Linked DNA regions of Homo sapiens: region 2 is linked to region 1. The links are chromatin contacts, found by Hi-C or POLR2A ChIA-PET in ENCODE. All regions are on one chromosome and are shown on one strand. The core of a region is the stretch at or near the end of the contact, and the rest is flanking DNA. Distances in the headings are between cores, read along the strand shown.

The links. Hi-C counts contacts between places; a loop is a spot of excess contacts on that map. ChIA-PET counts read pairs that join two places held with the same protein, here RNA polymerase II (POLR2A). Pooled maps may share reads with other maps.
Region 2: a map of heart left ventricle shows a loop between it and region 1 (2.7-fold over the local background). The contact joins the promoter of C10orf71-AS1 here to the enhancer-like site in region 1. A Hi-C loop is called at or near these places in 17 of 168 maps with a recorded cell type or tissue (K562, Right ventricle myocardium inferior, Right ventricle myocardium superior and 8 more) and 11 of 50 pooled maps. POLR2A ChIA-PET finds 5 or more read pairs at or near these places in 1 of 52 experiments (K562).

What each region holds. Positions count from the first base shown.
Region 1 is chr10:49,223,833-49,227,165 of GRCh38, forward strand. No RefSeq gene overlaps it. Among named protein-coding and RNA genes, the nearest start is that of TMEM273, 37 kb to the left of the region's middle. Within about 2 kb of position 1,684, at least 3 of the 41 ENCODE cell types and tissues checked have a DNase peak (open chromatin) inside an H3K27ac peak, as active enhancers do; they include heart left ventricle and psoas muscle, where a contact is called at or near this core.
Region 2 is chr10:49,297,403-49,300,735 of GRCh38, forward strand. C10orf71-AS1 (C10orf71 antisense RNA 1) reads right to left here and starts at 1,491. Exons shown (of 2, transcript NR_108038.1): 1 at 1,288-1,491. It overlaps C10orf71 (chromosome 10 open reading frame 71), which reads left to right and starts at 1,768. Exons shown (of 3, transcript NM_001135196.2): 1 at 1,768-1,831.

The DNA.
Region 1 (3,333 bases), core at 434-2,933:
GCCACATCTTGAATGTTTTGGGGCTTAGAGATTTCTTCCACCAGATACCCTAAGTCATCACTCTTAAGTTCCAACTTCCACAGATCCCTAGACATGAACACAATGCAGCCAAGCTCTTTGCTAAGGCATTACAGGGATGACTTTTACTCCAGTTCCCAATAACTTTCTCATTTTCATCTAAGACCTCCTCAGCCTGAACTTCACTCCCCATATCATTATCAGCATTTTGGTCACAACCATGTAGCCAGTTTCTAAGAAATCCCAAACTTTCCCTCATCTTCCTGACTTATTCTGGGCCTTCCAAACTCTTCCAATCTCTGCTCATTAACCAGTTCCAAAGCCACTTCCACTTTCTCAGGTATCATTATAGCAATGCCCCACTCCTTGGTACCAGTTTTCTGTGTTAGTTCATTCTTGCATTCTTACATTGCTCAAAAGAAATATCTGAGGCTGGGTAATTTATAAAGAAAAGAAATTTAGTTGGCTCACAGTTCTATAGGTTGTACAGGAAGCATGGTGCTGGCATCTGTGGCCAAGAAAATATTACTCTAACAATGTGATACAGATGTTCCTCAATTTATGATGGAGTTGCATCTCAATAAAACCATCTAAGTTAAAAAATATTGTAAGTCAAAAATGCCTTTAGGCTGGGTGTGGTAGTGCATATCTGTAATCCCAGCACTTTGGGAGGCCAAGGCAGATGGATCACTTGAGGCCAGGAGTTCACGACCAGCCTGGCCAACTTGACGAAACTTCATCTCTACTAAAAATTACAAAAATAAGCCGAGAATGGTGGCACATGCCTGTAATCCCAGCTACTTTGGAGGGTGAGGCACAAGAATCTCTTGAACCTGGGAGGACAAGGCTGCAGTGGGCCATGATCACACCACTGCACTCCAGGCTTGGCAACACAGTGAGACTCTGTCTCAAAAAAAATGTATTTAATTCACCTAACCTACTGTACATCACAGTCCAGCCTAGCCTAGTTGAACGTGCTCAGAACACTTACATTAGCCCATGGTTGGGCAAAATCATCTAACACAAAAAACCTATTTTACGATAAAGTGTTGAATATCTCATGTAAAAGTATCATACTGCATATCACTAGCCTAGGAAAAGATCAAAACTCAAAATTCAAGGTACTGTTTCTACTGAATACATATGGCTTTTGCACCATCATAAAGTCAAAAAATCTTACATCAAATCATCTTAAATTAGGGACCATCTCTACTTGATAAGGTTCCTCTGGCCAAAAATCTTTGAGCACCAAATCGAAAAGTGGTGGCCTACTGATTTGGCAGCTTCCCATTCTGGGGGTTATGGTCTCATGGGACCATGATATCATCAGCAAGAAGAGAGCCCCACTGATTGTTGAAATGCTCCCTAGGTGGGCTCCTATACAAACACCAGGGAAAAATTCCCGGCAGCTCCGCTATGTTACTGCTGCTTCCTGATAACACCAGAGGGCTCCTAAAATAGTTCTCAAGTAGATGTTGTGACTGTCAGATATGTAAATCGAAGGGTAACAAGCAAAATGTGCTGGACCTAGGAGCTCGGTGCTAAGAGGGTGGGCAAGGGGTGGTCGGACACAGGCTGCCCTGGAGCCAGCAGGAGTTAGCTCAGAGGAGCCTCCAGGAAATGAGCACCGCAGCTTCCAACCAGGTCTCCTTCCATGCAGACGAGACTGCGGGCCGGGCCACATGTACTCACGTTACTCAATGACTCACAGACAGTGGCCAAGGGACAGCTCAGGGCCATCTTTAGCTGACAGGCTCAGTGTCACTTCAGTCCATGCCCGAGCCCTCCCCAAGAGAGCCCACTCTGTCTCCAGCACCACTGCTCCCAGCTCCACCCAGGCCTCCCTCTCTGAAGTGGGGAAAGCCTGGGAGCTCTTCCTCTTTATCAGCCCTGCATCTCCTGCTGTCCTGCTGACCAAGACACTCTCTTCCTGCTGATTGTGATGTGTTTGTGGAAATCCACCGGTTTCTGCTGTATCATGACATTCTATTCCTACCAAGCCAACATGACACCCAAAACATTTCCAAACATGCATAACCATACACAGACCTTCTCACAAGATTTATCTTCTGGACACATTACTTAAACTAACAAGGCCTCCCTTTTTCTCCTTTTCAGTGCTGGCCATTGCCCCCGGCTGGTTTTCTGCCTTCCCCCTGCAAGCTGCAAAAGAAAGTTGGTGGGGCTTGAACTAGAAGCCTACAGCTCCAGTGTGACCAGCTCCAATGGATCAGGCACATTAACAACAGAGCCCCGCAGCACTCTGTGGGTCAGAGAAATGCACAGAGCCCCACTCTGCAAAGGAAGTCAACAGGGGCTCAGCAACTGGCCCAGGTCGGCTGTGGGTCCAGGCCTTTCTATCAATCCCAGTCCTTTTCCACTGCAAGAGACTGCCCCACTCTTATTCTTAGAAGAGACCTTGCAGAGTATTTAGGGTGAAATGCCTAGCATTGAAATATTTATTTTCAAAAATATATAGAAAATATATGTAGAGAGAAAGAGAGAGTCCCTGTGCAATAGAGTGAGGCTACTTTGCAGGTGATGAGGTACTGCAGGTGCAGTCGAGAGGGTAAGGCCTGACCTTTGGTGCGATAACAAGAAAGGTGAGGAAGGGGTTGAATGCAGGGCATGAAGGAGGGGGAGTGGGCACTGGCTTGAGTGAGTGGAAGATGGTGAGGCCATTTATTTTGAATGGAAACACAGGAAAAGAAGGAGGTGTGGCCATTCTCTTTGTCCTGAGCCTTCGCCCTCTGTGATGTGGGATCCCCAGGCAGAACTTAGGAGAAAGCTCTAGTTTCGCAGCAACAATTCCAGGGGTATCAGAGCATCAAAGGGAAGATGTTGGATGGGTTGCCTAAAAGCGCAAAAAGCAAAGATGGGGCAAGGAGATGGCCTGAAGACCAACATTCAGAAATAAGGCTGGCAAGAGGCCAACAGAGGTGACTGAGATGGGATGGTCCAGGAGGTTGGAGGAGAATTGGGAGAAGGTGCCTTGGAAAGCAAGAAGCGAGGGCTGCCCAGTGAGTGTTGAATGCAGCAGAGAAGTCAAGTAGCACAAGGTTGAAATGTGTCCCCTGACCATTGAAGCAGTTCCACCTGGGGATTTTTTTCCTTGGTGAGAACAGGTTCAGTGGGATGGGGAGATGGAAGACTTCAGTGAGCTAGAGAGCAGGTGGAAGGAGAGTGGGGATGACGGGGAAGTCCACAACCCTCACAAGAAGCTGCCTGTGAAACAGGAGAGAAGGGAATTTGCTAGAGGCTAGAGGGGTCAATGGGGGAGCAGGGGTTCCTGTCACACTTTTGTTGAAAAACACA
Region 2 (3,333 bases), core at 241-2,740, 73 kb after region 1:
CCATGATCTATTAAGTATTGTTGTTTTCCATAAAGTTCTTCTGTTCAAGAAAAAAAGCAAGTCAATTTAAATTTTCTTTAAAGGAAAATAGTAAGTAAATGTTGATACAGATGGTTGAGGTGTAGCAAAAATCATGGGAAAAAATAACAAATAAATGACTAACATTTTGGGAAGCTTTGCAATAGACGAGCATATTCATGTACATGAGCTCCCCTGACCCTGAATCCCACAGAGCACAGGCATTCTCTCCACTTTAGAGATGGGTAAACTGAGGCTCAGGAAGGGTAAGTATGTGACATGTCAACTGACCAGGAAATAATGGAGCCAGGGCTCAAAATCCTGTGTACTTTTTAAATGTTGGCTCCCATCTCAAGTTGATGGCTTTTGTCTGACCTTTTGGCATGCGTTTGTTTTGGCAAATGGGGAGGTAGGGAGGTGGGTGGGTAAAATTGAGGGGTTCACTTTGGGCCTCCCTCAAAGCATCTCTGAGTGCGGAGCAGCAAGTAATCATCCCCACAGCGAGGTTCTGAAGCTCTCAGGGCAAAAGGCAAGTCTTGAGGCTCCCAGGAGGAGGCGGGTCTGAATGCTCCTGCTGGTTGGAATCTCACACCTTAGTCTGCAGGGCAAGGAGGAGCTGTTCTTTGTGACTTGGTTTAGACAAAAGTACATAGACCTGGGTCCCTGTGGCCCTGGCTGTCAGCCGGTTCAAGGCTGGAGGTGGTGCCAGGCCCCAGCTTGGGGCTGGGACACAGGTTGCTGCCCTTGAAGAGCCCACAGGGGCAGAAGGGACAGTCTACAAATAGACCCAAAGACACAGCACACTGCAAACTTGCAGAGGCTTTGAGCGCTGCACAGAGCAGGACACCCAGCGGGGGCCAGTCATCTCCGCTTTCTCAGGCCACAGTCAGGGAAGCATAAAAAAGAACCTTGGAGAGAAAGGGGGAAAAAAACCCACTCTTGCATTAAATCCTGGTAGCAAGCAGACTATCCTAGGGCCAGCTTGGGAGAGTAAGGAAGGCACTCTGGGAGCTGGCATGGCACAAGCCAAGGAAAAGCCAGTGGAAAAAGTTGGGGGATCTGTGGGCAGTTTGGGGAGCAGGTGACCCCAGCCTGAGACAGAAAGCAGCCATTGGGAAGGCAGGCATGAGCCCACCTCAGGGTTGAAGGGAGGCCAGCCCTTCCCAGAGGTGGAGAGGGGAGCCTGGCAGAACGGGACTTGTCCACTGGTGCTTGGACTTTGCAAACAACCGGGCTTGCTGTAGCCAAGCTTACCAAGTGGACACTTACCTTGCCTCTTCCCCGATTATTTCATATCCTTCTGTAACTCTCACCCTGAGACCCAGCCTGGCCTTCCCCTAGCTGCAGATTATTCTGCTCCAAAAGCACAGCAGAGGACGGCTCCTTACTCGAGGAATGCGGGCGGCGGTCGTCCAGAGCCGATGATGAAACGGGCTATTTCTGCCCCGGGACATCAGCAGGGCTCTGGGCTCTGGCTCCAAGGCACACACTCTCCTGTTTTTAATGTTTCCCTAAACAAATGTTTTCCTTCCCACCTCGGGATATTTTTATTTGACTCTAGGTGCTGGAATAGCTTTAGCAATCATTCTGGATTGAAGTTGGAATCGTGGTTAGGGTCCGGCTAAGCGGCAAGCAATTTCTCACTCCCCAAGTGATCTGTTACTCGTGGCTGATTTGGAAGTAAAAATAGCAGCTGAGGCTGTTTGTTTAATCTGACTGTTACTTGACACCACGCGGGTGTTGCAGTGCGGACTGTTTGCCTCTTCCCCACCAAGAACACCATTTGGTTTCCCCCGGCTGGGTCTCTATTTAGGTAAGCTTCGCGGACTTCCCGTGTCTGGCCGGCTTCTGGTCACTGATCTTCCTCAGGTGGGTAGGTTTGTGAGCTAGAGGAGGCTTGGGTCCTGAATCCACTCTCCTATCACCTTTGGGCAGCCTGGATAAAGAGGAAAGAAGTCTTGGCTGCTGGGCAGAGCCGGGTTTCTCTCCCATTCCCGAGGAGGCCTGAGCAGCTGGACACGCAGAGAGCGGAAGGTACAGCCCAGACACTTGTCTGGCTCCTTAGCGTGGGCAGGGAGGCTCAAGTTCATGGCGGGAGGGATGTTCCCGCTGGGCCGATGCTGTGCTGGGGAAGTAGTTCGGTGCCAGGGTGCTGTGCAGGGTGGTATGTGTGTGCCGGGAGCCCATTGGTGTTGGGGCTAAGGTTCTTGGTGTGCTGGATGGGCCTCGGGGACCACGTACCCGGAACCGTGTACATGTGTGACTTTGTCCTTAGGTGTCATCTGTCAGGGATCTCTGCTCCCACATGGCTGAGTGCACAGATGTGCCCAGGCCACTGCGCTGTCAAATGGGTGACCCCATGGTCCCAGGTTTTCAGCATTCAGGGCTGAGGGAGGCTGGCTTTCTTAGCTCCCCCAGCGCTGGGCCAGGCAGGGTCACACCAGCTGTAACAAAGAGAAAAACTGGTGACTGAGACGTTCTGGCCTGTGGGCTCTGCGAGCATGTGTGTCCCCAAAACAAAGCCCGCCACAGGCTGCCTGTTCTTACACACCCTGGGAGGGCCCCCACCAGACTCCCACAGGGTATGCTTGACTGAGTCTAAAATTACCTCTTTTATTTTCTGGTGGAGAAGAATTGAACATTGAGAACGGCAGTGGTCAATGTGTGTGGAAAGCTAGATAGCCTTAAGAAAAATCATTGTGTAGGCCTTTCAGGTAGCTCCCTAAGTATAGGAACCTGGGAAGCAGATTAAACAGATGTGTGTAGTAAATGAGGTCCTGTTTTCCAGCATTTGAGTTCCCTTTGCAGTAGTGGCTGGTAACTCTGGTCTGTGGTCTGAGCATCTGGTTTTGTAAATAAAGTTGTATTGGCACACAGCCACCTTCATTCATTTGCATATTGTCTAAAGCTGCTTCTACACTATATCAGCAGAAACCATATGGCCTGCAAAACTGAAAACGCTTACAATGTGGCCCTTTACAGAAAAAGTTTGCTGACCACTGTGTTACAAGAACACATCTTGAGATGGGTCAATTTAATACAAAAAAAAAAAAAAAAAAAGCAGTGAAAGTTCTTGCTGTTAGAATAGTTTGTAAGCCAGACCCTTCAGGACCAGTGGCTGGCTGGCTCCTGAGCCTCCTGCACCTTCCAGGGCCCACTTTTTAGGCCTGGCTGATACAGGAAATGTCCAGTTTGCTGTCACGGTGCTGGGAGGGTTAGCTTAGCAGTAGAATCACCAGACACACAGCGTGTCCATGTGGCCTGGGCTGAGCAGGGCAGATTGTGCTTATCGGGGTGATTTATAAATAGCCTTCC